Regions from separate parts of the Mus musculus genome. Here all the other regions are linked to region 1. The links are chromatin loops, found by intact Hi-C in ENCODE. Cell type or tissue: gastrocnemius. All regions are shown on one strand. Region 1 has its middle 100 kb from the start of Gm14635. Region 2 has its middle 97 kb from the start of Gm34187. Region 3 has its middle 49 kb from the start of Gm26314. Region 4 overlaps Gm34301 (a long non-coding RNA gene). Region 5 overlaps Bcor (BCL6 interacting corepressor). Region 6 has its middle 63 kb from the start of Gm46687. Region 7 has its middle 5.1 kb from the start of Gm46687.

The links. Hi-C counts contacts between places; a loop is a spot of excess contacts. Peaks named below come from ENCODE experiments on the same cell type or tissue, not always from the same donor. Only the 100,000 strongest peaks of a DNase experiment are listed, where the experiment ranks them.
Region 2: it touches region 1 in a loop (5-fold over the local background); 12 of 42 quality-filtered maps call a loop at or near these places.
Region 3: a loop joins it to region 1, with 2.3 times the contacts of the local background. A loop is called at or near these places in 3 of 42 quality-filtered maps.
Region 4: a loop joins it to region 1, with 4 times the contacts of the local background. A loop is called at or near these places in 9 of 42 quality-filtered maps.
Region 5: a loop joins it to region 1, with 5 times the contacts of the local background. A loop is called at or near these places in 11 of 42 quality-filtered maps.
Region 6: a loop joins it to region 1, with 5 times the contacts of the local background. A loop is called at or near these places in 14 of 42 quality-filtered maps.
Region 7: it touches region 1 in a loop (2.4-fold over the local background); 13 of 42 quality-filtered maps call a loop at or near these places.

The regions. Positions count from the first base shown.
Region 1 is chrX:12,250,242-12,254,241 of GRCm38, forward strand. No RefSeq gene overlaps it. Among named protein-coding and RNA genes, the nearest start is that of Gm14635, 100 kb to the right of the region's middle. In gastrocnemius, a CTCF peak has its summit at 2,351; DNase peaks (open chromatin) are centred at 326, 1,783 and 2,333; H3K4me3 peaks cover 1,168 bases; H3K27ac peaks cover 1,260 bases.
Region 2 is chrX:11,628,573-11,632,572 of GRCm38, forward strand. No RefSeq gene overlaps it. Among named protein-coding and RNA genes, the nearest start is that of Gm34187, 97 kb to the left of the region's middle. In gastrocnemius, a CTCF peak has its summit at 1,544 (motif pointing right); DNase peaks (open chromatin) are centred at 1,499, 3,197 and 3,674.
Region 3 is chrX:11,799,915-11,803,914 of GRCm38, forward strand. No RefSeq gene overlaps it. Among named protein-coding and RNA genes, the nearest start is that of Gm26314, 49 kb to the right of the region's middle. In gastrocnemius, a CTCF peak has its summit at 1,506 (motif pointing right); DNase peaks (open chromatin) are centred at 826, 1,480, 1,891, 2,856 and 1 more place.
Region 4 is chrX:12,002,425-12,006,424 of GRCm38, forward strand. It overlaps Gm34301 (a long non-coding RNA gene), which reads left to right. Exons shown (of 4, transcript XR_003953093.1): 1 at 1-122; 2 at 301-428; 3 at 660-987; 4 at 1,760-2,312. Among named protein-coding and RNA genes, the nearest start is that of Gm34301, 2.3 kb to the left of the region's middle. In gastrocnemius, no CTCF peak of the experiment used is centred here; DNase peaks (open chromatin) are centred at 939, 1,789, 3,214 and 3,641; H3K4me3 peaks cover 1,320 bases; H3K27ac peaks cover 3,181 bases.
Region 5 is chrX:12,075,209-12,079,208 of GRCm38, forward strand. The region is part of intron 1 of Bcor (BCL6 interacting corepressor); the gene reads right to left. Among named protein-coding and RNA genes, the nearest start is that of Bcor, 3.3 kb to the right of the region's middle. In gastrocnemius, no CTCF peak of the experiment used is centred here; DNase peaks (open chromatin) are centred at 1,795, 2,062 and 3,530; H3K4me3 peaks cover 2,727 bases; H3K27ac peaks cover 2,639 bases.
Region 6 is chrX:12,153,827-12,157,826 of GRCm38, forward strand. It overlaps a transcript of Bcor not described here. Among named protein-coding and RNA genes, the nearest start is that of Gm46687, 63 kb to the left of the region's middle. In gastrocnemius, CTCF peaks have their summits at 2,215 and 3,907; DNase peaks (open chromatin) are centred at 1,165, 2,275 and 3,919; H3K4me3 peaks cover 1,449 bases; H3K27ac peaks cover 1,559 bases.
Region 7 is chrX:12,085,405-12,089,404 of GRCm38, forward strand. It overlaps a transcript of Bcor not described here. Among named protein-coding and RNA genes, the nearest start is that of Gm46687, 5.1 kb to the right of the region's middle. In gastrocnemius, a CTCF peak has its summit at 2,150; DNase peaks (open chromatin) are centred at 1,703, 1,922, 2,152, 3,027 and 2 more places; H3K4me3 peaks cover 2,766 bases; H3K27ac peaks cover 2,752 bases.

The DNA.
Region 1 (4,000 bases):
CAGCTTCCTTAGCTGTAAAATGGAGGTGTGGTATCAGGTCCTCCACCTCCTTTCTAACCCTGTGCTATGAAGCCTTCTTACTCCGAAGGATGGAAATCTAAAAACTACATCTCCCAGACACCTTTGCAGCTGGGGCTGCGGATGAGAATTCAATTTTGACAATTAGATACATTTGTGTGAGGTTTGGAAGGAAGGCATGAAGCAGACTGTCTTCGGCTCTGGCTGCAGTCGCTGGACACACTGTGTGGTTGGGGGTAGGGGGAGGGTATGTGGGGTTATGTGTGACAATATTTTGGCAATTGCTCAGCCGCTGATTCTTGTGGGTAGAGGCACAGGCTCTTGTGGCTCTTGAGAAAGGCCGTGGTGGCATGGGATCCTAATCATTAGATCTCAGCTGCAATCTGCAATCAGTGCAGCTCCCGCCCCCACCCCACCCCCCAACTCCCCTGCTTCTCACTTTCCTGCTAGTGGCAGAGAGGGCGGCAATCTTGGGGACCAATTCAATGGTAGTGTCTTGTGAGTTCAGAGACTGTTCCTCTCGGGCCTTCCAGGAATTTTGTGAGCACCTAATTTCCTGGAGTAATTTCCTATTCTTGCTTAAAATAGCTGGAAACATTCTCTGTTCCCTGCAATTGGATTCTAGCTGCGGGAGTTGATGACACTCCACGCTTGTGGGCCGGGTGTTGATGGAATGCTGTGGGCTAGTGGGCGCTGCCTAGTACACTGTTTATAAGGCCCTTGCAGACTGCTGGCAGTTTCCAAGAAAGGGTATGTCCGTTTGCACCCAGGACTAGCTGTGAGTGGAAGCCACCTCACATTTTACCAGCTCCTAGTCCTAGTTTTACATAGAGTTACTGGGGCAGAAAGCAGCCTGAGAGACTTCCGATTATTCCTGTGGGTCATCTGCGTCCTCAAGGCTGAACTGGTGTTTGCTTGTTTGGGAGCGAGAATCCCACCTCTTTGCAGAGTGATGACTGGCACCACAGAGGTGCCACAAACACCTGGGAAGAGAGAAAGTCAGCTGCCAAAGGCCACTCCCAGCCCCGTGCCCACCATGGACACTAGGATTACTACCTCCCTATTAATTGGTTATATTTGTGAAGCCTTCTCTTCTGTCCCTCTGCCAGCAAGTTTGAAGATCGACCTGAAGACAGATCTCTTTCTCTGGGGAATGACGAACATGCTCACTGCTGTGGGATGGGCATTTAAGAGTTTTCAGAGAAGCTAGCCTGTGGTATTTTGCCTGTAATCTGAATAGTAGCCATATTTGAGGCTAGGCTGGGCTACTTGAGACTCTGGTCTTAAGGGAACTAAACCAAAGTTTCCAGAGAAAAACCTGGAAAGAAAGGCAATTTTGTCCCGGAATTACCCGGGGGTTGTGTGTGTGTGTGTGTGTGTGTGTGTGTGTGTGTGTGGTGGATTTCAAAACCCAATGGTAGGTTTGGAGCCGCAGTCTCAGCCCAGGGGCTCTGGGGGCTCTGCTAGCCACTGAGGGAGGAGCAGAAAGTCTTTAGGGTCAGAGAAAAACAGAGCTGTGTGGAGTCTTCGAGCCCCACCAAGCTCTGGACAGATTGCTCCTTCCCCTCAAGGCTCAAATCTTTCAACTCTCCCCTTCACTACTCTCTTGGACCCAAACCTTTCAACTCTTCTCCCTCTCGGCTGGCTCGAATCCACCCAGCTTTCTTCCACACAATGGAAACTCATTGTGAAGTGACGGGCCTGGCAGGTGGCTCTCAGATCCCCCAGCTGGGTGGAAGCCGGATTGGGCTTGGCTTCCAGAACAATCCAGGATCTTCGCGGGGCTGGAAGATGAGTGGGAGGGATAAAGTGTTCCAGTGGCTTTCACCAGCCCCAGTCAACTGTGAGACCAGAGGAGGAGAGAGGGGGCAGATAAAGGCAGCTTTCTCCGGGCGTGCCCAGTTGGAGCTGGTGCGGTTTGAAGTTTTGTGTGGTTTGGCAAAGTTCCTTTTTTTTTTTTTTTTTTTTTTTTTTTTTTTGCTGTTTCGAAACTGCAGCAGTACACAGTGGCAAAGGTCACTGGACACCACAAGCTACCCCTGAAATGCAGGAGGTGGCGGGTCTTGTCAGGCGCATGTCCCAGGATACCAGGGCAAAGAGAGGCCAGGCAGGTCCTGGCCACACATCGAACTCCCAGGTCGCGCTTGAGAAAAAAAAAAAAAAAAAAAAAAGCCACCTCCCGGAAGGCAAGCGAGACAACGCTTTGGCTCTGGCGAGCTGAGCCGCTGCTGGCTGGGTGGCTCAACACAGCTAACTGGAAAGACGAACCTTCGCATTCGGATTCCATCTTTGGCCTCAAGGAGAAAGAGCGACGCTGGGGACACCGCCTGGAGCCTGCGCGCATAGCACCGGACGGCTCTTCCTCCCACCCCAGGCTTCCCGTTTAACCTTTAAAGTGCCGGAAAAATCTGCAGCCCAAGCGGGCTAGCCTTCCACCCGCTGAGGAGATACGGGTTCTCTGGAATTGGGCGTGGCAAGGCGGAGGTCACTGCAAAATAGAATCGGACACTCGTGCTGCTTGGGAGGGGAGACTAGGGAGTCTGGCAGGTCCCAGCGGGCTCACACCCTCCCAGGACCTTCCTGCCTCCGCTGAAGGTGGGGACTGAGAAGGAGGCAAGCGTGGAGAAAAGGACGTGGGAAGACACTGGTCACGGAGGAGACTATTTTTAGTCTTTGCTACAGCTGCGTGCGTTTCTCTGACGAACTAGTCAGGGACAATTCTCCTGGCTGAAAACAGTGTAAACTTTCCACGGGGAGTGGGGGTGGGGGTGGAGGGCAGTGTGGAGGTGACACAGGAGGGGTGGGGAGAGAGGTGGTTGGTGGTGCAGGAAAGGGACAGAGAGGGGGAAATCCCCGAATATTCCTCACAGACTTGACAGGAACACCAGAATCTCTCCTTGATAGAACAAGGTCCTCCAGCCTCCTCACCCCAAAGAGAGCTCAGCTTTCACCATAGATCTTCAAGGTGGGCACCCTCCCCCTTTTGTTTAATATCTTGGAGACCACACAGGCAAGATTGGGGACTTGTTCATCATGCCTTCTAACTGGGGACAATGCCTCCTGGGTGGCATCAGTCACAATCCAATCATTAAACAAATAACAAAGATCTCAAACAGGAAAATAGAAGTGGGGGAGGATCTAGAGCTAGATTCTTGGAGGGAAGGCTGTGTGTCCTGGTTATCTAGGTCAGTAGTGCCCACAGTGTGGTTCCAGGATCCCTCTGATAATCAGGGCCCTGAGATCCAGGACCTCTGAAAAGGCTTTTGTGATTACAAACCTAGGGGAGGCTGGGTTTTCATTAATCTAAGGCGACATGTCAGTACCCCAACTTAGTGGATGCTCCAGCAGCTGTCAAGAAGAGAGAGAGAGAGAGAGAGAGAAAGAAAGAAAGAAAGAAAGAAAGAAAGAGGAAAGATGCTTGCCACCACCGAGTCTGAGGACCTGAGTTCTTTCCACGCACGGGACTCCCATGGTGGAGGGGGAAAATCATCTTCCACAGGTTATCTCCTGACTGCCGGGGCACGTGAGCACAAACATACATATAACATTTATATGTCATTTACATTATATGCATGGGTGTTTTGCCTGCGTATGAGGTGACCAGAGGGTGTTCCATCCCTTGGGAATGGAATTACAGATAGTTGTAAGCTGCCATGTGGGTGTTGTGACTTGAACCCTGGGTCCTCTGGAAGAGCAGACAGCCATCTCTCCAGCTCCCATAAATGCAATTTTTAGAATTAAGAAGGGAAATGGAGCCGGGCCATGGTGTCACACGCCTTTAATCCCAGCACTCGGGAGGCAGAGGCAGGCAGATTTATGAGTTCGAGGCCAGCCTGGTCTACAGAGTGAGTTCCAGGACAGCCAGGGCTACACAGAGAAACCCTGTCTCGAAAAACCAAAAAAAAAAAAAAAAAAAAAAAGGGAAACGTTCAGGAGCTGGAATCTAGACTGATGCCAGAAGGTTACTATACACCTTAATTAC
Region 2 (4,000 bases), 620 kb before region 1:
AAAGCTCATTTGCTTGTTCAATAGCTCCTTCCATTCACTCAGGTCCACTTAGGGCAGAACCAAAAGAGAGCTGGGAGGGGGCCTTTTGGATTTCTCACCCAGCTTTCAAAGCCTGGGAAGATGGAGAGAACAGAGGTCTCAGGAGCCACCTTGGGAGGCAGGTGTGTCCCAGTGAGGCTAAGAGAGCACCAACAGCTGGATGAATATCCCCCATTAAACTATGGCCAGCCTGGCCAGCAGCATGGAACAGGCCTTTCTGACAGAGACGGTCATTCACAACTTCATTTGGTGAGAAAATAGCTAGCTGTGCCTAGCTGCCCAAGTGATGTCCCAGAGGCAGGGACAGCTCACTATAGGAAGCTATAGGAAGCTAGCCAAAGGACCCCACAAGAGAGTGCTTCTCAAATGATTTGTGGTGAAGGACCTGTTATTTCTTGTTAGGTTACTCCCCTCCCCGAAACTTTCACAGACAAATCTCTTGTGAAATACAACAACAAAAACAACAAAAAATGAACAACTATAGGACGGGGGATTCCATATTTTTAAACCCTAAGTTTTAATGGCCTTTGGAGTCAATAGGACATAGAATGGCTCTGACACATTGAAGTTCTAAAATGTCTTTTCTTGATTTCTGTGTTAGGTTGTCATTTACAGGGTAACAAGCTGCTGCCGAACCAGCCCAGGTCTACACAGTGTTGGAGAACCATTGCCATAGGTTAACATGGTTAGACAGAGCTTCCTAGGCCTAACCAGTTATCCAAAACAGGCAAGGATGTCACTGACATAGGACATCCCAGGTAAACAGGAATGTCTGACAGCCCTTTGTTGGGTGTCATAGTCTACAGATGTAGATGATTATCACATGTCTCCAAGGCACAGAGCTAGGACAGTAATAAAATCAGGCTCTCTTAAATGGGGAAGCCAAGACTCAGGGTAGGACTGGGTATTTGTCAAGTTTACAGGGAGGTTATGAACTAAGATCTTCCTTAATATCAGTGAGCTCCCCCACCAACTTCCTCATTCTAGTGAGGATGCCATCGTGTACATGAGTGTCCCCAAGGGACATGTTCTCCCTTCAGGGGCTCCTCTTCTCTGCAGTTGCTGACAATGTCTCTGGGCATCATTCGAATTCCTTGGAACTGCCTTTAACTGCCTTCTTCATCCTAGTTTTCCTGTAAAAAATAAGAGTTGGAACCTCTCCAAAAAGAGACCCAGGACCCCCAAGCGAGAGAACTCTCTGGTTAGCAACAAGAACCAACAAACCTATCTTGGATATTTCCTCCCACCGGCCAGTGACTTGTACCTTCTAGAATAGGGAAGGGTATCTGGGATCTGGACCCAAGTCCTCACAACATCCATGACTCACCATCTCACTCTGCTTCTCTTAACTCAGTCAGGACAAGGGGAGGGCTGTGCAACTCTCTTTCCCAGCCAAGGAAGTCACCTAGGAGCCAACACTGGGAACCAGACAGACCCACAAGCTCCTGGCCTGGCAGTTGCCAGCAACGGAAAATCCTGCTAGGGCCACTTCTGTCTCTGCCAGCAGATGTCACTGCAGTCTGACCTCAGGTTACCAAAAGGGCATCACTAATTTTGGCTTTGCAGCCCTAGAAAACCAGACACTAAGTTTCTTGGCCCTTTTGCTGTTTTCTTCTGGCTTGCTGACTGCAAAAAAGACCTGTTTTGTCCCTCTGTTTTACCATCTGTGAAATGGACATGTTCCCCTTCACTCCCTCTCTTCCCCAAAGAAAGAATTCAAGAGCTATGATATTCCAGAACTAATTAGTTCCTACCCTCCCCAGACGTCAGTTATTCCATCTATCAGAGTGCCCAGTGATAGTTCACTTGCGTTCCATCTACCAAAACAGGTAGCCAGAAACACCTCCACCTATTTCTGTTTCCATAGTAACAGAAGAGTTAAAAAAAAAAAGGAAGAAAAAGCCTCTAACAAAATAAGACACCTAAGAGGCATAAACAAAATATGTGATGGTGTGGGAGACTGTAAAGTTTTTATTGCCACCTGTTTGGAAGACCTGCATAATTCAATCCTGCTCCCGGCATTTGCGAGGGAAGCAATCACCCCAAACTTGTGGCAATAAAGCCTTTATAGCCCCCCATGCTGGCACACCCACTTTCGAGGTACAAAGCCCCAGTTTGATAAACTTCCGCTTCTTGTATTTGCATAATGGAAATGGACGAGATTTTCCACTCAGGCTTCTGGGAAGCTTAGCTGGAAGCCGTCCTGGAAGCAACTCCAGCCAAAGGACCTTGGGACTCGACAGGGATGCTGAGTCCCATTTCCCTGAACCTGAGACCAGGCAGGTTCTAGTTGAAGGTCATATGCCTCCTGAGTCCTAAGTCATAACTATCATTGCAGTGCTCCGTTAGAAAGCACGCTAAGTGAGAAAGCTTGTCCAGGGTTAAGTGTAGGAAAGAAAGGTCCTAACTCAAGTAGACATCCAACGCCCCTCACTGTCAGACACACACACACACACACACACACACACACACACACCCTCTGCTCACTTTCAGGTACCCTCTCCCTCAATCTGTTGGGGACAGGTCAGGTAGTCGTGGCTGTTCTAGATGCCTCTCCTTCTCGGCAGATTACTACAACCCTGCCAGGACTCAGTGGTAAAAGTTTGAACGTGTCTGCAGAGCTTAATCAAATGCTAATTCCGTGTGGTGAAAGAATTTGCTGGAATCTGCAAGGGAGCTCCTGGCAGCAAGAAAATGCGTTGATTCACTCCCAAATCTGCTTTGCCCAAGCCGGGTGCGATTTAGAGCGTAAGCTGTATTAAATCACAAAGTGCTGTGTGGATCATACAGCCATCCTTTGTGTCGTTAATGAAGGGAAAAACAGGGCTTTATTCTGAAGCTTTGTGTATAATCAGATGCCATGTTGTAAAGCTCTGGAAAACACACCAGAAATCATAATTGGGAGGAAATAAAAGGGTTAGTCCAAAACAGCGTATGCAAATAAGGAGGAAAAAGAAACTGCCCCCAAGATTTGTGCGTTTCAAGAATCAACTTTTAATTCATGCACAGGGAGATTACAGAAGGGGAGGAGCGGCCTTTAAAATAGTATGAAAAGCTAGTTTAGATGTAAATGAGAGATAATGGGCTTTCACCAGGAAATAAGCAAGGGGGCCAAGTTTGTGCCCAGGGCTGGGGGAGGGGAAGGCAGTTTGGCTTCTGGTTGTCCTCACTGTTGCAAACATACTCAGGGTTTACAGCACGGTAAGGAAGGCAAGGTTTCGTGCCATTGGCTGTGGTTAGCTGCAGTAGGAGGAAGAAAGGTCCAGCTTGCCTGTCGTAGCTCCGGAGGTTCTGGGATCTGGCTGAGTTGGGAAGGGGGTCTCGCGGTTGTTGTTTTAGCACAAAAATAGCCTCTGTGGTGTGATCATCTCAAGGTCGCCTAGGAAAGTGGTTGGGGTTTTGACGCCTGTCGCTGTACGTTCAGCCAGAGGAGAAGGAACGCTGCGCTGAGCCCTCCCCAGCCCTAATTCACTAATGATTTGCTTATTAGTTCGGATCAGGGAGCCGGTTTCTGGAGAGATGTGAATTGCCATTGATTTAATCCTCTTCCCAGCACGCGCTCCCGGCCTAGGGTGAGGCTGGGAGGAGAGAGGGGGGGTTGTCAGCTGGTTCAAGAGCAAGTTGCTGCTTCTCCTGTCTGGCTTTGTCTGTCTCCCCGACCATCTGCTTTCAGGCAGAGAGGAGCCCGTGGGTGGAGGAGCTAAGCCCAAGAGCTCAAAACCCGGACTCTAGACCTGTGTGTCTCCGGGTAACTGACAGCTGAGCTCAGACTTCTACAGCATGTGGGCAAGATATTGTGGTAACGTCTCATTAAACTAGAACGTTGGGGACAGCACAGTTCTCACACTGTCAGTATGTGTCCTCACTTAAGCCACCCACCAGCCTCTCAGGTAGATCGCCTCTACAATTTACAAGGGAAGAAGCTGAGCCTCAATGAAGTTAAGTTAGCCTGCCTAGGGTC
Region 3 (4,000 bases), 450 kb before region 1:
AACTACAGTGCAGTTGTTCACAGAGGCTTCAGCTGAGCCAACGGAATGGTCTGGAGATGCAGAGATGTCAAGAATTGAAGTACTATGACAAGTGCTTCCATGCCCCCATATAGACCAGTCGCAGAATGAATTGCTTTCCAGAAGTTAGGCGGTCAAGGCAATCAATCCAACTGCCATCAGCTAAGGGCAATTCCAAGTGGGAAGTAGAGCACTCTTCCCCCACCTTGCATCCACACCCTGTCCAGCAAGACTCCTGCTCATCTTTCCAGAGGCAACCGGAGACGGACCCATCCTTTTGAGACTGGTAGTGAGAAATGAGCACCATGGGCTCAACACTACTTCTGTATGGGGAGATGACCCCGTTTCAGAAACATGGGCTAGCTCCTTCCTATCTGGGTAGTGAGGAGTAGAAGACATAGATCCCTCTTTCCCACCTCAGCCCCAGCCTGTTCCCAGAACACACTGATGCTTCCCTTCAACAGCTGAGTGGATGGATGCTGCCTGGGAGGTGCCAGCAAGCTGGTGGGAATGTTCCAGCAGGCCCGTGGGAATGTTGCAGCTTCCACGATTTCCTCTCTGTCAGTGCCTCAAAGTGTCTACAGGGCTATACCAATGACAGGCAAGCACAAGAAAAGCTGGTTTCTACAGCCAACCTGGCAATCTCTCCTGGGCTCAGGCCAGGAAAGTCCCACCCTTGTTCCCTTCTCTGCCCATCGTACTGCTGCATGTCCATTTCTTAGCTACGAGAAGCAACTGCATTTAGAGCCCTCCGTGCCAGGGAAAGCCCAATGCCATTGCCAACCACACTACATCGCCGTTCTTCTGAAGGAAATTACTATTGATCCCACGGCTCTCCTCCCCATGCTGTTTGCCGGGGACAGCCAAGGATTCCCGTGCCAGCTGGGCTCCCACACGGCTCAACTGTTCCTGTACCAGATGGCCAGACCAACACCCTCTGGCTGCCGCACGCTCCCTGGGAGACGAGGCTCTGACGTCTCTCAGCCTGGCTTTTCATGCGAGAGGACAAGGACGATGGGTTAGGGATAACAGGGCCAATCAGGTTATTCTAAAATCCCTGCATTTCCAAACCCTAGCGATTATCAGCATAACCAACAAGGCAGGAAAACTTATTCCATAGCCTTCACTTTTGCCGGTCTTTTGACAAACATAAGTTAAAAGCCTCCTTGGCTTGGGGATGCAAAAACATAGAACCTAGTCCTGACCTTCAAACAAGTTGCAATCTACTAGGTACAGATTGGATGACTGACTGCATCTTTATTGATCAAACAAGGGCACTTCTGAGACTATGAAGTGGGTGCTACTCAGAGTTAATCCAGTGTAATGAGCTAAAGTAGGGTTTGTTCCAGGCAAACCAAGATGTTTAGTCTTCCCAAATGGTCATGGCATGACCAAAGTTGGGGAGTGAGGATTGGGGGGGCGGTCTTGAGGGGGGATATGGTGCTGTTTGGTGGTGCCACAAGGTGGCGCAACTGAAATGCCAGCTTTGCCTTGCCTTTGTTTTCTACCTTGACGAAAACTTTCCATGACCATCCAGCCAATACAACCCATCCACATGTGCTGGAGCCTTAGGATGCTGATTTAGAAGAGCCAATCACTAAATTTTCTGAAAACTTGCAAGTCAGTTGTTGAACACACCATTAATATAACTTAAAATAAATTAAATACAAATAATGAAAACTTGAAATGGGGTAAATCGTATTCGAAGCAAATTCTGCACATTCACATCTTCCTACCTTGCCACAGCCTACAAGTCTTTTCGCCACGGAGTCCCTGTAGTCTAGTCTGTGTGGAAGTACTCTGCAATGCTGAGTAGCCTCTTCGTGCCTCCCGGCCCCTCCCCCCGCAGCTCACTGTCAGCGCATCATGTGGGAAGCTCCAGGCTAGCTGTGGTGGGAATATTTACACCACGGCGATCAGCAGATGCTACAAATCAAGGCTTGGGTGGGGGCAGGGAGCCCGTTGTTCAGCATTTACCATCCCATCACTGGGACCGTTATTTAAGTTCCATAATTTATGTGGCTGACTTCATATGCCATGAAGAGGTCTATCAGATTCTGAGAAATTATAGTGTCTCCTTGTCTACTCCCAAACTCAGGAAGTTGAGAAAGGTCTGTTTCTCCCATAACCTCTCTGAATATTCAGAAAAAGGGGAATCCACAGAGACGACCCAGTAATGCCCAGTGACATGGCAAGCCGGAGCAAGAGGAAGTCCAAGCCAAAAGAAGATAGAAAACATATCCCCCACCCCTCAACCTTTACATGTGCACAATCAAATGAACCAATAGAAACTCAAGGTAGACTCTCATCTGTGATTGGAGAGATGGCTGGCAGGAGGAGGAGGCATCTGGAATGGATGGCACATAACAAGAGAGTCAGAGGTGTGTGTGGGGGTGGGGGCACAGATAAGGAAACACAAGGCTGAGAGGAAGCACCGTGGGATAAATAGGAAACATCTAGAGACCAGAGCAGCTGGCCCACCTTGAGAGAGAACTCTAAGTGAGCGTTGGGGTGGGCAGGGAGACATAGCCACTGGCAAACTTGCTGCCCAGATGGGGAAACAAAAGCTCCAATATCTAACTCCTCCTACTGGTCGGATGGTGCCTCCCATTGGCCAAACCCCACAGGAAGCCAATGGCCCCGGCCCTGGGATCCAATTAAGGATCAACCTACTCCACTCAGAACAGGGTACAGAAACATAACTGGGATGAGGGAAAGTGGAACAGATTTGCCCAGCCAGCTTGGTTCTGCCCTCAATCACTAGGCTCCAAGAGGACACGCCTGGGACCACTCACTTGTATGAGGCCTGGCCTGGGGTGGCAGAGCAAACCACAGACTGGCTGTGAGCCCAGAAGCAGGCAGGCCATGTGGCCTGGCAATGCTGTATGGAAGTGTTTGAGGAGACTGTCCAAGCCCAGCTAACCAGTCGCTCTGCACATGCCTGTTCCCAGCTTTCCATGAGCCCATGATGATGTCTGTGCACAGGTGAAGGTTTCACCTGAATACTAATAACTTCAGGGTCTGGACCTTGCACGATCCCCTTCTGGAAGTAATTTGTACCTTCAAACTACTTTTCTTTAAAATAAACAAATAAATAAATAAAATAAAAGCACAAAACCTGTATTAGTTTTAGGCTCCCACACTTGGATCTTCGCAGCCAACTATAAACAAGGAACAGGATTGGTTTCTTCCCAGGGCTAAATCCCAAACCGGTTCCAGAAGTGGAAGTGGGGTCATAAGGGGCTGTTATTCCCAGGAGCATTCCCCCAGTCCCCCGCCGCCCCCAACACTGGGTTAATAGACAGCAAAGTAGGCATAGGCCTTTTGTGGCCCAGCACTTATGGAAAGCTGGGGGCCTCCTCACCCAACTCCGGAAGATTCCCAACGAACATTAGCATAGTAAAGGCTGCAGATAAAGAAAGCGTTTGCCTTTGTTTACCGTGGGGGTTGCCCATACTTCCTGGAGCTTAAAGCTGAAAGCGAAATGGGGAGAGTAGGCGTCTGATAAGAGGGTTTTAGGCTTGGGGCACAGCTCAAGCAAAGCTGCCCCCAACCCCCAGCTTTGAGACCAGGGAGAAGATACCAGAAGCTGCTTGCAGCTGGCGGGAAGTGTGAGAAGGCGGAGCGGGAAGGGATGGGCTGCAGGGGAATGAAGAGCAAGTCTTTGGTCTCCAGGGCCCTGGGCAGTGACACATTGGAGCTTGCATTGTGACTCCCACCTTCAGAAGGTCTGGCTCCTTCCTTCTCCTGCATCCTCCTTTGGGAGCAACTGGCTGGGTATGGGTAGGGGGTGGATGCCGGTTGCAATGTGGGCAGATTCCTCCCCACACCCACCCTAGAACTTGTAGACTCTAGTGCACAGACCCTCCTGGCAGGAGGCAACCCTGCTGGACTCTCCGAGGGGATAAAGGCTTCAAGTTTGTGTACAGACACCACGGAGTCTTTGTAGGTACCCCTAGGGCAGAAACGGGGGTGGGGGGCG
Region 4 (4,000 bases), 250 kb before region 1:
CACTTTGAGTTGCCTCTTGTGGCAGAGTCTCCTCTGCAGATTGTTATTCCACACTCCCTCAAGCACCGAGCACCGGGGCTGAGGCATCTACTGAAGGAATTGGAACTGCATCAGCAGCATGGGTGGGTGGGTGGGTGGGATTTAGAAAATAGTCAAAACTGCTTCCCTCTACCCCCCAGTCTCGAATAATTTCCCCTCCCCCTTCCAGGCCACCCCTCCCCTCCCCCCTCAATTCTTTAAGGTTTGCAGCCAGTCTTGTCATATGGTTTTGTTTCTGTGCTACTTTTTTTTTTTATTCAGACACCAAAATTGGACATGTGTAGAAGTAACCGGGCTGGAGAAGCGAGGGGTTCCGACTCAGCACAACGGCTCACTGTACCTTCGCCACTCCAGCCCCAAAGGGACACCATCTTGTCTCCTGTGAATGGGTAGGCCCTTGGAGTCTTTCTCCTCTAAACCTGACCAGCCTGTGTAGCAATTTTCAGAAGCCCCTAGCCCCAACTAAATCTATGTGTATATGGGAGTATGGGGGTATGTGGGGGTTCCCTTTGGATTCAGCAGCAAAGAGCTTGCTATTTTCTATGGAAAGAACCCCACCTTCGGTAGACAATGTTACCTCAAATATGAATGTTTAAAACCCAACTGGTCTTCATACACAGGACTTCTGACAGTTAGAGGTCTCCTCCCGATCTGATGACCCATCTCCAGGTACTCATCTTCACTGGACCTTCCTCCAGCAATTGTCTGCCACTGCAACTCTGACTTTGCCTCCCAGCCAAGCAGTTTCTCTTCCTCCCAGTGGCCTGTGCAGTCTCAAAGGGGCACACTCACAGCACGGAAGCTTCCTGGCCTCCTGCCTCCCTGAGCTGGTTTCCTTTCACAAGCTTTCTTCGAGCTGCTGGGGCCACGGCAATGCCTGCGGCTCCTTTGCAGCTCTCGGTCTCCCTGCAGAGTGTCAGGCTGTGAATCCGCCTTCTCCCTGCAAAGGTCAGGCCTCCTCCTTTCGAGTGGCCACAGTTGGGCTTTGCCCTGCAGAGCTCCCACACTACGGCAGCCTAAATATGGGTTTGGGGGGGGCCATACCCAAGCCCAAGGGGTGCAGGCTTGATGGAGGGAAACACTGCAAACCTCAAAAGCAGTTCAGACTTTCCAGCCAGAGACTCAAGGAGGGAGGGGGGAGGGAGGCTAGAAATGCAACAAGAATTTAGGCCCTTCATTTCCTAGGGAAAGATCTGGAAAGAGGCCTCTGGCATCTGCAATGACAAGCTTTAAAGTGTCCCTGCAGTTTCTAGGGCCAACTCACCCCTGATAGGCTGCAGTTAACTTTAAGCAGTAATCAGAAGCTAACAGCTTTAGGCTTAGGACTCAGTAACCACCTGATACCAAATCAGCTGCAGCTCCCCTCAAAAAGGGACGGGGGGGGGGCAGTCTTTCTACCACCCAATGCCTGAGAGTAGTAAACTCTGTTAACAGCAGGGAGAAGGATGTAGAGAAAAATAAGAGGAAAAGCCATTAAATTTGTTTCCTCTAAAGAGCACTACTCCCTCCGTTTCTCTGAACCGTACCTTAAAAGTCAGAAGAGAGACCGCTTTAACTTTTGTTTGGTTTAACATTGCCAACTTGAAGTCAACCATAGCCCCCACCCCCCAAAAAAAAAAGGTTTTGTAAAATATTTAATCTAGCTCAAACAATTTCCTGCAGTCCCTAACTGGACCACCCTACTTACTGAGAGGCTGCCAAAAATCTGTCTTGACTGCAGGCTGGCAACCAGAGGCCCTCCAGCTGGAGCAGCCACAAGACTACTAACAGAACCAAAGGGGATGAAGGCCAGGGAACTCCGGAGGTCCAAAGCAAACGAAGAAGCTCCAGGAACAGACTGGCTTCAGATTTTTCACACTAAACGGATTGTTGGTCCTGTGACCTTCTATGGCCCACTCTGAACTCTTGTCACCAAGATATCTCACTGCCCTCCCCTCCTGCTGTCATGCAGGTGTAAGAGAGTACTGTGGGAGGGTTGGCCCGCTGTGGGTCTCCCAGCACCCTTTTCTGCTCCATTCAGTTTTCTTAAATAGGATCTCACTGAGGACTACGAGAGCCCAACGAGAGCGGGATCCTTCAAGGCTCCGGATCCTCAACCCCTTCTAAAGGCGCCGCTCACGGGGGAAAACAGCTCTGCCCAGTTTCCATTCCCGCCTCCAGAATAACGAGCCGAAAACATGTGTACTGTAAATAAAGCCTGTCTAAATAAAGCACTCGGGGAAAGGCTGCCGAGAAAACACTCTGCATCGCTCTGTGCTCAGAGTGAGTCAGCTTCCCAGCCCCCGAGGAACAATGGAGACCTTGCCAAAGGTCCCCTTTTATAGACCCCCCCAACTTCCCCCTGGTCCGGTTAGGTGATGGTGGTAGGGCACTAGTACGCTGTGACTTTTGGCTCAGAGAATGGAGAGGGAGAGGGTGTCCCCAGGGATCAAGGTTAGGATCCTGTCCTGAGATTAATGCTGCCAGGAATCCCTCTGCCACCAGCTGCGGAGGCTAAGTGGAAGCGCTAAACAAACAGAGGGCAAAGGGACGATGTTGTTCCAGGCTAAGGAGGGCCTTCTCTTGAGCTTTCCCAACTCACCTCTCCTAAATCTCAGATGGAAAGAAGGTAGCCAACTACCTGAGTCACCTCCAACTCTTCACTTCCTATCTAGGCCCACATACAGACATCGTCCTCACGTGTGTGTTGGAGGCCAGGCCTCCCACCTAGACAGTGTGAGTGTGAGCATCAAAGCAGAGCAAACCCTCGATGACGAAAAGCAGTCTTGGGACCCACGGTGCCTTCCTTGCCCTGTCTTTTATGTACTTCCTTGGGAAACTGAACACCCTTAAAGAGGCGGCGAGATGGAGACCTTTGCAAGGTGTTAACTGATTGATGCAATGGCTTCTGCTCTGGTATGAGCCAATGGTTCCAGTCCCCCGCCCGGTGACCTTGAGAAAGTCAGGGATCTACCCCAAACGCTTGGGATTTTCCCACCCCTAGAGGCCAGCCCTTTATCTCAGCCTCTCAGGCTTTTTGGCCACCCAGCTTTGTCCGGCTAGGCTGGCTAGCCTGCTCTGGGAGGAGGTACGGGAGTGGGGTGGGAGGGATGAAAAAACACCAAAGGCTTCACCCACACCCTTGCACCCCCTTCCTCGCCCGGGGCCCCTCGGCCAGTGCTCTAGCCGCCCGGTGTTGCCAAACCCTCACTGGGCAGGGTTGCGGGGTGAGGCTTTGGGAACAGGGCTTGAGCTAGAGAAGATGAGGAAAACAAGTGAAACGGGAGGGGCGGGGTGGGGTGACGGCTCATAAATCAACTGGCTCCACCCCCAGCCCTCAGAGCTGAGGCGCCTCAGCCCCGCAGGGAAGAGGAGGGTCACTCGACCACTCCTGGACGACCTCTGAGCTTTCCCTGAGCCATCGCCCCACCCTAGGCTCAGGCCGCCGTAAGACCAGCTCCTGGCCCAGATCGTAAACCGCCCGCCGGATTCGGCGGGAAGCCGCCCTTGGACGCAGCGCTCATCCGCCCAAGGGGAAGTTTATTTATAGCTTGTAAAACGTAAAGGAAACCAGACTTCGCTAGCTTGCGGAGCCTGGGCGCCTTCGATCCCCACCTGCCCACCAAGAGGGCTCAGCAGGGGGTCTGGAAAGTGGGGTGGCTTCTAGTCCTCCCCCTACTCTGCACCCAAAGGAGAAGGGAACCTTCTTCTGTTGCTGCCCAGGCTTAAATTCCCTCTCAGCGTGCTTAAGCAGGGCGCTTGATGCCACAGAGAGAGGAGGCCAGGGCCTGGGCCCTGTGTGGTTAGTGTAAAGGAGACTGAGCTGGCCCACTTGGCACGCACGCCCGGGCAGGCCAGGCAGCGCTGTGCGGGATTCCACAGCTTCCGCTCCCGACAGGGGGAAGTCCCAGAGTGCCAGGAAGCCTTGGAGTGGGTGCTCCCGGAGCCTCTCCTTGGAAAGCAAGGATGCTGTCCCCGTTCC
Region 5 (4,000 bases), 180 kb before region 1:
GCTGCCTTTTCCCTCACCTCTCCAAGGTCAAGAACTCCCAGCCTCTTTGGATTCCTGCTACCTAGCCAGCAGGGCAAGAACTAACTAGAAGTGATCCTAACCGAGGGCCAGCCACCTATTTGGAAGGCTGCTTTGCCATTTTCTACTGCCCAAACACATTATCTCCCCGAGAATGTGTCAATAGAGTTGCCCCGTCTTACTTTCTTTTTTTGTTTTGTTTTTGGTTTGGTTTGGTTTTGGTTTTTGGAGACAGGGTTCCTCTGTATAGCCCTGGCTGTCCTGGAGCTCACTTTGTAGACCAGGCTGGCCTCGAACTCAGAAATCCGCCTGCCTCTGCCTCCTGAGTGCTGGGATTAAAGGCGTGCGCCACCACGCCCTGGCTCCCCTCTTACTTTCAATCAGTCTCACTAGTGAAAAGTCCATCTCAAGGCAAAGGGGAGGTCTTGGTAATTAGGCCCCTGTATCTAAGCACAGGGTATGTATGCATATGCGTGCCTTTTGTGCTTTCCCAAGTGACCCTCTTTACTTCTTTAAATGGGTTTTGTCTTTGCAACACATGGAAACTCTGCCCCACTTTCCAGTTTCATGACATCTACAGTTTTTCTTTTAGAATACCACTATACATGGTCTACATTTACATACCCGTGTTTACTCTGCTCTTGTCCAGTTCTTTATCTCCTGGGCATCTCTTCTACTAGGACATTGGGACCAAAGTCTCTAGATTTGTCCCAGCACTTGTCATTCAGAGATACATCTTAATCTGAGATTCCCTTTCTACTGCTTAGGTTCTTTGGCTAGCCATATAATGAAGTTCATTTCCTGGCCTGACCAGCATGGCTTTGCAGTTTAAATGTAAACAGAGGAACCTTAGGCCACACATTTTTAAGGGGGAAAGGAGGGAGGGAATAAGTTAATTCTATATAGGGGAACCTACCTATCAATATCCAGCCCCGAATAGAACTAGACTAACTTATGGTGAGCTGCAGTAAATTTTAGGTCATCGATACACGAATGATAGAATTTTTTTTTAAGTGTCCAGACCATCTCCAATTTGGATTGTCTCTCCCACATGTCTGATTATAACTATTCACAAGTTCGTGGTTAAGTATTTATGGACAACTCAAGGAATGCTGTGTTCTGCCACCAATACATACATGCTGTATTTGCTGGCCTGGCATCTCAGGCTGGGGGGGGGGGCTTTAATCTGGAGGCGTCTGGGTCAGAGAGACCTTCTCTCACTTTGAGTATCCCCCTACATGCTTCAGGTCCCCATTGGAAACAGAGAGGTCTATATAGTCTGCTCAGAAACTCAGATTCTTAGGCGAGGGTGCCCATTTTGAGGTCAAAGTTCCCAGAATCAGGAGTACTAGGTCAAGCTAGTACTCTGTCGAGCAGCTGCATTCGATTTGTGAAAGAATGGGCGGATGCACACAGAAGAGAAAGGAAAACACGAGTGGGTCTAGAACCCAGGCCCCCACCCCGCAGACCACTCTAATAAGTCACTTTTACAAGACTCATTGTCCCTCCCCCCATTAAACTATTTACCGCACTTAAAGGGTTAAGAGACACCCCCTCAATCTGCCTTCCACCCGGCAAGCAAGCCCGGCTTGCTGGGTCGGCAGGCTAGCTTTAGCTTGCTAGCTCACAGCTCTCCGGAGTCGGCTGCCGACTCCACTGCCCCCCACCCCCCGTCCTTCAGCCGGGAGGGAGTCTGCATGCCTGTCTAGACCGATCTATCACCCGCACACCAACAACACCCGCGAGAGCGCGGAGACCCTGCTCAGGTCCCCCTGGCCCGCACGGTTCACAGCGGAAGGAGTCCAGCGAGCGTGACGGCGCCTGCGGGGTAGGAGGTGAGGGTCCAATAAGAATCTGGCCGACCCGAGCACCCTGCTAGTCTTCCCCAGACCCTACCCCTTGCGCTCGCATCAGCCCGGCTACCCGGGCACTGTCACAGCTCTGCGCGCTGGGCAGTCCTATTTTTATCTTGTCTAATCCCAAACTGGGCGGGGAGCACAGGCGTCGTGCTTAGAGAACAAGAGATAGGCGAGGGAGGCGGGGAGGAGCAGCCAGGCAGCAAAGCGAGCTAGAGCGAGTTAAAGACACAGTGGAGGCGGCCGCGAGCAGGAAGAAAGAGCGGGCTGTGGGGACCTCGCGGCGGCGCACGCAACACACGGCCCTGCGAAGTTGTTCTGGCCTGCCCGCTGTCCCTCACTGACCACCCCTCCCCACTTCCCAGCGGCACTCTCCGCAGCAGGGACCGCGGGGGCCCGGGCTGTGTGGGAGGCGGAGGCCAGGCCGGCCCTGCAAAGGGCTGGAAAGAATCGCTAATGAGCTGTGCGGCCCATTGATCCAGAGAACACTTCCTAATTAACTCTCAGTCACCTACTGGTGACAGCGCCTCAAAGGAGAGAGCTGGGGCCGATCGAGCCCCAGTCCAGACCTACCCGCCCAGCGCCTGGTGACCGAAACCCGCGTGATCCCCTAACCACCGCAGGCAATTCGCGTACGTGGTGGTGTACTCCGCACACTAAAGGCCAGCCTCAGATTAAACCTGGACGGCATATTAATCATCCCGGCTCCGCGTAGGTCTACACGACACAATTCAATCCCAAATAAACACCAGAGGCGACACTGCAACCCAGACCAGGTAACTAGTCGGGGATGGAGTGGGAAAGGTCGAGAAGAGAGTATTCCCCCCAAGAGTCCACATATAGGTGTCTCTGAGGTCGACAATTGAAATACCTTCCACACAAGCAATTCTGTTAGCAAAATCCAGTACCGTGTACAGGTCGGTCTCTCCCGGTGGTGGTGTCCGTTTCCAATGCCACAGAAGTGTCAGATGGCTAGAAATACCCAAGTCTGTCTGCTCACCACCCACCACCTTCTGGGGTGGGCTATTTCCTCATTTTTTTTCCTCCCGGTCCATTTTAAAGTATTTTTTTTCCGTCCAAGGAACTAACCTTAGAACCAAATAGCAGTACTCATCCCTAGCATTCTCTCAATAAGGGTGCGCAGGGAGGGGGTTACAGTTAAAACCCCGGTCTGTCTAGTCTAGACGCAACCAGGCAGGACGAATACCTATTTGAGGCGCGCTGGTTTCTTTTTAAGGTTTGTTTTTAAATAAACATAACCCTCCTCCAGTTCCTTCTTCGCTTTTCTATTCCCCCAACCCCCACCCTTTAGACGCCGGCGGCGCGCGTCTTCGCGCGCGGGTATTCAGAGTCTAGCTGGAGGTCGCAGACTTTCTGGAAAAGATTCATTAACAGCAAATTAAGCCTGGCTCGGCCTCGGCCTACAAGGGGACAGGTTCGGTCGTCTTCGGGACGTGGGTACGTGTTCCATTGAGCCGCCGGGCAGCCAGAAGTCCGCCGGGACTACACGTGCCACGAGCCGCCCTACTCCGTTCAGGGCGCTCGGAGGCTCTCTTCGAAAATAGCAGGCTCTCTTCGCCGCAGCCCGCAGCCCCCGAGTTTGTGGCGGCTCCGTAGCGCAGCCTCCCGCCTGCTTCAAGCGCTGGCCCTGTGCCGCCTCGCCCTCCCCGCCTCAGCCGAGGATCGCGCCCGGTGCGCGAGTTCCTCTTCGCCTGGAGCCTCCGCGTCGCCCTCCCTCCGAGTGGGACCAACTTCCCGGGGCCGCAGACTTTCACACGCCCATCGGGGCTTCCCACCAGGCTCCGTACAGCCAAGCGGAGAGCCGAGGGCTCTGCTCGCTCCCCCACGCCGTCCCTAAACAAGCAGTCTACAAGGGCTCCAGGAGGCTCCGAACTTAAAACCTGCCTTGGGACGCCTCCCGAAGGGAAGGGATGGAGGTGGGGGGGGTCGAATTAGAATCTTAAAAGAACATTTACAAAACAATGCATCTGACCTGACGGGTCGCCGGACTGGCCCATTCCGAATCTCCGGCTCTCCGCTGTTTCCTAGTAGGCCCCCCCCCCCGCCCCCGTTATTCCACGTGATTCACGCTTTGGGGCAAGCCAAGGAAAAACCCGGGACTCCCC
Region 6 (4,000 bases), 96 kb before region 1:
GAGGTTGGGTTAAAGCTCTGCCTAGGCCTTTATCCCTTTTGCACCTGGCCACCACCCCAGGCCAGTAGGATTGCTTGAATCCTTCAGGGAAGATTACAGAGCACCCCTCACCTCCCCATTCTGAGTAGTTCTAGGCCTCCAGGAAACACCAGCAGGCCTAAGTCTTTCTTTTCATATTCATTTTAAGCCAAGTCGTTGCCTAGCTTCCTGGTCTTCGCCCAGCAGACCTACATCACCTTGCTGTTCAAATCTGTCAAGTCCTACTTCCCGGTCCCAGATTGTGTGTGTGTATGTGTGTGTGTGTGTGTGTGTGTGTGTGTGTGTGTGGTGGGTGGGCTATCTACCAGCATCTGCTCTCCAGACCTACATTAGGGGGACAAGGCCAAGAAGCTACTTTGAATTTATATTCTTCCGGTTCTTGTCTTAAAATGTGGTTTAATCCATTTTAAAGGACTATTTTCGTTCTCATTAACCTCGAATTTTAATGGTGAATTTTTCTTAGAGCATTCCAAAGATTCGCCCATTCTTCAGAAACTTAATTCGAAGTGATGTAAAAGAAAGGGGTGGGGATTCCTGGTCTGAACGTGCTTTGGGCTTGACTGTATCTTCCATAGCCTTGCAGGGATGGGGGGGGGGTGGTCTTAGTTCTACTTCTTAATTAACAAAGCTCTGGTGCCTTCCATGTGTGGGAGAGACCCTGACCACAGCGAAATGGACGGGCCAAGCTGCCTTTGCAAAGCACTTTAATACTTCCAGCCTCTTCAATCTACTTAAGGAGGGCAGAGGTAGTGTTAACTCTCACAGAGGGGGAGGCTGCCTCTACTAGCCCCCAAGTTTCAAAGTGTTTGTGTTCATCATTGAAGTGTGGTCAGAAGCCAGGTGCAACCTGTCTGCTCCCGTTGAATACCCATGCTACCCTGAATCAGTGTCATTTGGTTAAAATGGTGCATCGTTTTTGTTTTGGTTTGGTTTGTTTTCTGGAAGCTGCCTACCCTACCCCCCCCCCCCCCCCGCTTCAGACGATTTCCCTTCATAGCCTAAAAAAAAAAAAAAACAGGAATTGTCTGTGTCAATTCCGACTCCCGGCCACGGAGGGCTATTTTAAAGTGTTTCTGCAGACAGACCCTCTGGCCCCGCCGGAAGTGTTTTATGGACCTGTGAGTCCAGTTAATCCCAGGAGGCGAGGAAGGATCAGCCCGGGGTGTGGGAATCCTGTGTTTAGGTTATCCTTATGGGACTTTGGGGGGGGGGGGACACTTAGTGACTTTGGCAATATAATGTGCCCTCTCTCCATGAAACTCGAGATTTGAACCAACGAGGAAGGAAACAGGACAGGCCCCCATCGAGGTGTGGCCTGGGGAGGAGGGGTACACTCTGGGACCACAGTGAACTTGGTAGGCAAAGTCGAGAGCACAGTTGTGTGAGCCAGTCCCCCACCCCAACCCCCGGCCCTGACTTTATCTTTCTAGCCTGTGGAAAGCGAGAGAGCCGCGACCCGGGAAGGAGCCTTAAAGAAACATTCAGGAGCGACTCGCGACTGGAAGATGGCAGCGGCTCCCCTGGGTTTCAAGGTTCCAAAAAAGGTGTTCTGCCTTGAGGAGTGAGGACTCCTGCTCCGCCCCCCCTCTGACAGTCTCTCCCAGGGTCCCCAAACCACTAAGCCCCCAAGTGCGCCTAGGCCGCTCAGCCTCTCCAGAACACGTAGGGATGTCACACTGTGGTCCACATAAGCTGTGCGGTGCAAACCTACTAGTCCTCTTGGGAGATAGGATTTACTCTCCCGTCCCCAAATTCAGACACAGGCTAAGGTCTCCTATTTTTACTCCTGTGTCTCTCGGAAGCACGGGTAGAATCGATCCTCTCTAGCAGCTGCCACTTCTCGGGGGACAAGGGAGTCCATAGGCCTGGCTGTGCGCCCCAGGCTTTAACAGCGTGTGCACTTATGCGGGCTGGGGGGGGGGGGGAGGGGCACAGCCTTCCCCACCTGGACTCTTCGAAGCAAACAATCGCCGCGAGCTTTCGAAGCACCAGAGCGAGCCAGGAAGAGGAAGGGAAAGTGGAGGCCTGGAGCGCGCTTGGAAAGCGTGTTTGTGCGCGCGCTCGGGGGAATAGGGAGCTGGTGGTAATCGGGCTGGATTGAGGGCAAACAACCGGATCCAGCCGTCCCAACTGGGCTCTCCAGCTCCAAGCAGGGGAGCTTAGCTCAGGGCTGGCGCCTCAAGTGGAGAGAAGACCGGAGCTTCTGGAGGCGCCACTGGGCATCTAGCCAGACCCACCGGAGGAGCCTAGGGGCGCGCCTGGAGACGGGGGACCTGCACGAACCAGTCACCACCGCGGGTGGCCGTTTACCTAAGCCTCACAGGACCACTGAAGATAGGCGATAAGGAGTTCCTGAGCAATCGGCTACCCCCAGGCCCTAGTCACCTCCGGCGGACGTGACTGCCGGATGCTATGCGGCTAGGTGGGCTAGGGGCCTTTGCACTGTCTCCCTTGGCCCTTTCTGTGCTGCAGAGTCACGAGTCACAGTAGATTCTGTTACCTAAGTCTGGAGTTTTCCTTGCGCCGGCGGGGGGGGGGGGGCAGCCAAAGATGTTGGGCATCTTAAGCCACAAAATTTTGGGAGGGTTGGGAGGGAGGTTTTTTCCCTTAGGGGGGGAAAACCCTTAAATCACACAGGCTACAGCGTGGGAGAGGCCACACGGCCCTCTTAGGGCTTTGGGCAAGCTGCTTAACAGTTCTGGACCCCAGGGGCGACACAATTAAGGCAAGGAAAGCAGTCTTAGTGTCCACCTCATAATAGAGTTGGTCAGAGGAGAATAGGCTTCCTGTGTGTAGACCACGCCAGTGCCACATATGCTTGCTAGGGTATTATTGTATTCCCTTCCTATGGGTAAAGGGGGGGGGGGCACTCTCCCCCGAAGTTAAAGTTACCCCAGGTCTCTCGGGAGGCATGTTTGGGCAAAGTGGAGAGTACGTTCACTGTTTTTGTCCACAAGATAGTTAAAGCAAAAATGGCCTCAAACTATCTCTTGACTCCTTAACCTTAAAGGCCTGACTTGGTGGTGTGAAAGAGTAGCTTCCCCCAGCCCTTACAGTCTCACGCTGGATCCCAGGTGGGCCTGGGCTTTAAGGCAATCCTCTGCTTCAGTTTCCCGAGTGCTAGAACTGTAAGGAAGAGCTAGCCAAGCCTGGGGACTGGGCTCTCTGCTGGCATTCATTTCGTTTGGATTACTGTCAAGTTCCAGGCAGGGATCAGACACCGCATCTTTACACTCTCCCCGCGGTCTTGAAGGACACAGCAGGGGTCTTTCAGAAATACTCTCCTAGCCCACCTTTGTTCAAGGTGATTTTTCAAGACGCGATTCCAAGCTACCTCGTTCTTGGTGAGGCTGGGTGAAAGGAAAGTCCTCTGCCATTAGTGGACTACATTTTACTGACACCCAAATATAAATAATGTTCATGTGAACAGGATTGGTCAGATTCCTATCTAGGAAAGGCTCTCCTTACTGTCTGGCACGGTAGGGAGATGTGTGCAGGCAGCAAAGAAGGGTCTGAAGGGTCCAATACAACTCATAACATGAGGCCGCTTTTTTTTTTTCTTTCTCAAAGACAAGACATTTCTCCTAAGTGGCTACCGGCGGTAGACTAATCACTTAAATGTGCTGGCGATGGGCTGTGGCTCTTAGTAGATCCTTATCTGAGCTGTGAATGCCAGGCTGCCAGCCCCGCGAAAGACAAAGAACACAGACGCTTCTACGGTTCGCTCCTTAGAGCCTGGGTCACCTCTGGAGCTTGCCCTGTACAGTCTCTATCTACCCCCGCCCCCTCCAAGCTGTGACTGATCTGCCTCTGAAACAAATTCCTCAGACTCAAAGCAGAATTCCAGTTCTCGAGCGCCACCCGGAGAGTTCACATCTCCCCTCCTCGGAGGCCGCGTGGTGCGCAAGTGAGAGTCCGAGGGCGGCGGCCTTGGCAGCAGCATAGTTCTGTGGCCTCCTCC
Region 7 (4,000 bases), 160 kb before region 1:
TTGCGGGGATGTAGAGTGGTTTGCGTCGTGAGGCCTGACAGAACCTTCTGTGTGGGGCCGCGGTAGGAGGAGGTTAATGCATAATGCACAGCGCCTGGAAGCCCAGCCATTAGCGGCCTGTCGGTGACACAGACAAACGACTGAAAGGAAGGGGATCCAGCTCGCTCTGGAGTTTAAATATACCAGCATGGAGAGGGAACGCCATGATTTAAAAGTGTGTGTTTGCAGACACCCGCATATATTTTAATGATTTCCAGCAAGCTGCACGTCCCAACCCGGCACCCCCACCCCTCAACACAGAAGAGAGAGGATGAAGGTAGGGAGTCTCAATCAGAGACCCACTGACCTTTTTTGTTGTTGTTGTTGTTGTTGTTTGGAGGGGGAGGGGATGAAGGAGAGAGGTTGGTAAACAGGGTGTCGAGAAAAAAAAGAGGCTCCGGGAAGATGCCCAAGCCAAAGCCATACTGGTTTTAATTCTTTTTAAAAAGAAAAAAAAAATCTGATCATGGTGCCTTCCAGCTGGGACAGGACCCTCCACACTGTACAAGAAAGGCCAAGGGGGGGGGAAAATACACTCTGTCACCCTCTTCTTTCCCCAGGAGCCCACAGTTTTTTGAATCTTCCTGTTCTGCTGACAATCCAGAGACCTCCTTCCTGCCCGTTTAACACACCAGTGTTTTTTAGCAATTAAGGCGAGAATGGGGTGGGGATAAAGATAAGCCAATTTTTTTCCGCCATGCAAGTGTGAAAGATAAGATAAGGCTAAGCTGGGGCAAAGCGGCTGCTTACAACCTCCCCTCAGCGATTTTGATCGGTCACTTCTTATCTCGAAAAAATGCTCCTTTCGAAAACTGCATCAAAAAAAGAAAAAAGCTGACGGAAAGCGTTTTCATTTGGAAGTGACATTTAAAACCTAACTGCCTTCCACCAGCAACCCCTCTCCAAAGGCGAGGCTCTCCAGGAAAAGTCGCACCTCTACTGCAGGGTTTCAGGCCTTCTCGTGGGAGGACTGGATTTCTAGTGTAATTAAACTCAAAACCAGGGATGCGCGATGAGGACTTATTCTGCATCTGACACATGTTTATCTTTTATTACTGGTCTATATTTCTGTCTCACCATCGAGAGGATGTGCTGAAACTAAAACAAACAGGTAGCTATATTTGGGAGGGCCATATAATAACTATGTCAACAATGAGGTGGCTGTTCGTTGGAAAAAATAAAAAAAACTCTGTTGATTTTCACAAGACCCTGTAATCGGGAGTGGGGGGCGGGGAGGGCCCAGACCCTGAGAACTCCCAACTAAACTGGACTCTCCCTGAGTTTTATCAATTGTTTTCTCCTCACTGAGGGATTTCCGGAAGACTTTCTATTTGTTGAAGGTTTTGGTATCTAAGCCCACGCCCTCAAGGTGACCTGCAACTCCCCGCCCCCCGTCCCCCCCAATAAAGCTGCTGGCCCAAGATAGCAAGCAAAGGAGACCCCACAACAGGCTCAGAGCTCTGAGGCACCTTCTTCCCGTAAGCACCTCCAGTCTGCGGGCCCGGGATCAGGCTACAGGACCCAAAGCCCAGAGCCATCCGCAGCCGGATTGTCCCCAGGGAGCCGAAACCACCGGTCGGGGAAACCCCTCCTCTCGCCCTTCCCCGAAGAGCCTGGTCGCAGCGTCAGCGCAGAGCGAGCGGGCACTGCTGCCAGCCCGGCCTCTCCGGAGGCCCACAAGCGTCCCATTAGTCAGCCCGAGTTCCCCTTGGACGAGTCGTCTGGCGTGACCTCAAGGCCCGGTTCGGGCAGGGATGGGGTGCGGGGCCGCGGAGAGCTCGGCGGGACCCGGCCCGACTTGGTTCCGCGTCCCTGGACCCGCTGCGAAGAGGAGCGGGCGGGCCAGGCCGCTCCCCGGCGGGCTCCCGGCGCCGAGCTGCGTTTCACGTGCCCGCCATGGCAGCGGCGAGGAGGGGCTGGGAGGCGCGCGGCCGATCCCGCAGGGTCCCCGATCCCGCGTTCAGGTCCCTGGGGCGGGGCGGGGATCGAGGAACACCCTGAAGCCCCCATCCCTTCACAAGGCGAGGGCGACGTCGCCCGATGCCCCGGGGTTCCTAGGGCGCTGCTCCGAGAGCTGCGCGGCGGCGGCAGCCAGGGGAGGGTGCTCCTCGCGGCCGCGACGGGAACTTCCCCGCCGCCCCGCCGCCGCAGTCACGGGGACCGGAAGCCCTCCCGCCGCCCCGAACGGCCAGTGCTGGCCCCTAGGGCAGTCCTAGACGGGAGCTGGCCGTCTGTCCTCCTAGATTCCTCCAGGCTCCAGGCGATTGTCCGCACCCCGGAATGGACCCATTTTAGGCAAGGTCCGGCGAGACGTCCCCCCCCTCCCAGTTACCGCCACCAACACGCCTTTCCCCTCCCTCCTCTCTGGGCCCCGCAGCTGGGACAGGAGGGGCGCTGAGCCGCCACTTGGGCCAGGCAGGAACACCTGCTCCCGAGCCCTGCAGCTGGGCGCGAGGTGCCGGGGAGAAGCTGTCTACTGTTGTGTACAGAGATCGCGGAACAGAAATGGGGCGCTCCGGAGCACTGGAGTCTCCCCCCACCCATTTCCTACTCATTTTGGGCGGTCAACCCCAAAGCCAGAAAGGGCACTGATCTCCCTGAGGGTCTTAGGGCAACAACACCTGAAATCCAGCTTCTGGCCTTAAGAGGTCGTTAGCAAGCCACACGGGTCAAAAACCAGTTGTGGGAACCTTCCCCAGTGTCCACTCCCGCTCTTCAACCCAGACACCCTCATCTGCCCCACGCATTCTGGCCTCGTGCCGCGGACGGCAGTAGGTCAGGATGGCACCAGCATCTCCCCCCTCTCCCGAGGGGCAGAGAGTCTGGTATGGACCTTCGGCTTTGGCACTGCGCGTGGGGGAGGGCCAAAGGGTCCTCCCCATCTTTTCGAACCGGCGGCGGAGCTAACCTGCGAGGCTGTCCCAGCCTCACCCCGCCCCCGTCCGGCCCTCCCCGACTCCCCTGGCCCAGGGCCCGGCCGGGGAAGGCGTTGTTTTGCCAGCGGGAGCCGAGCGAGTGCGCAGAGAAAAGCCACCCTGCTCTAATGAGAGTGCACACAGCGCTGCAGCGAGGAGGAGGATTACCCGGCGGGAGGGGGAGGGGAGCGCGGGCCGGGACCGCGGGCGGCGTGTGCGGCGGCCCCGTGGGCCCGGAGTCCCCGCCTGTCTGGCTGCTAATCGCACGCTTTCTGCCGTTACGGAGGCAGGCGGGAGCCGGCGGCCGAGCCCAGCGCCGGCGACTCGGCGGGTGACACGGAAACATGGCGCAGCGCCCCTCCCCCGCCCGCCCTCCCGGCGCTCCCGCCTCCTGCCTCGCACTTCCTCCCGCCCGCGCGGCTTTTGCAGTTCTAATGCTCTGCTTTCGGCCTGGCACCATTACGCTAGCAGCCGCTTCTCTGCGGCCTCGCGCGTCTCTTTCCCCTTTGTTTTCAGGGTCTATAGAAAAGGTTTGCTTTTGTCCCGAGCTCTCTCGTTAAACCAAACTTGTGGTGGCAACGGAAGGCAGTGCGGGCGGGGAGGGGCCAGGGGATTTTGGCAGCAACAGAGCAGAGCGTGGTGGAAACTTCTCTTGCTGGGTTCCCCGCCACCGCCTTCCAACCCCCACCTCCACTCACAGACAAGCCGCCCCGCCGACGCTTCTCTCCTGAGAGGCCCCAGCGCTCCAGGAAGAAGGCCTGGGACACAGGGACTGTGACCACGGGCCTTCGAAGAGACCAGGGTTCTTGTCTGTGACCCCAGACTTTTGGCACTCAATGACCTTGATCCTTGGTGCGTTGACTTGACTTGGCTTTCGTCTGGTCCTTCGGGGCCCTGTTTCTCAGTCAGTGAATAAAGGAAAGGATCGAAGTAAAGTGTTTAGCGTGTGATTCTCCTTTTCAAAAGGCTGGCTGGAACCTTACTCATTTACTGTAGGCCTTCTTTATAGAGTACGGGGCAACAAGAGGGAAGCATGGACTCAAAGG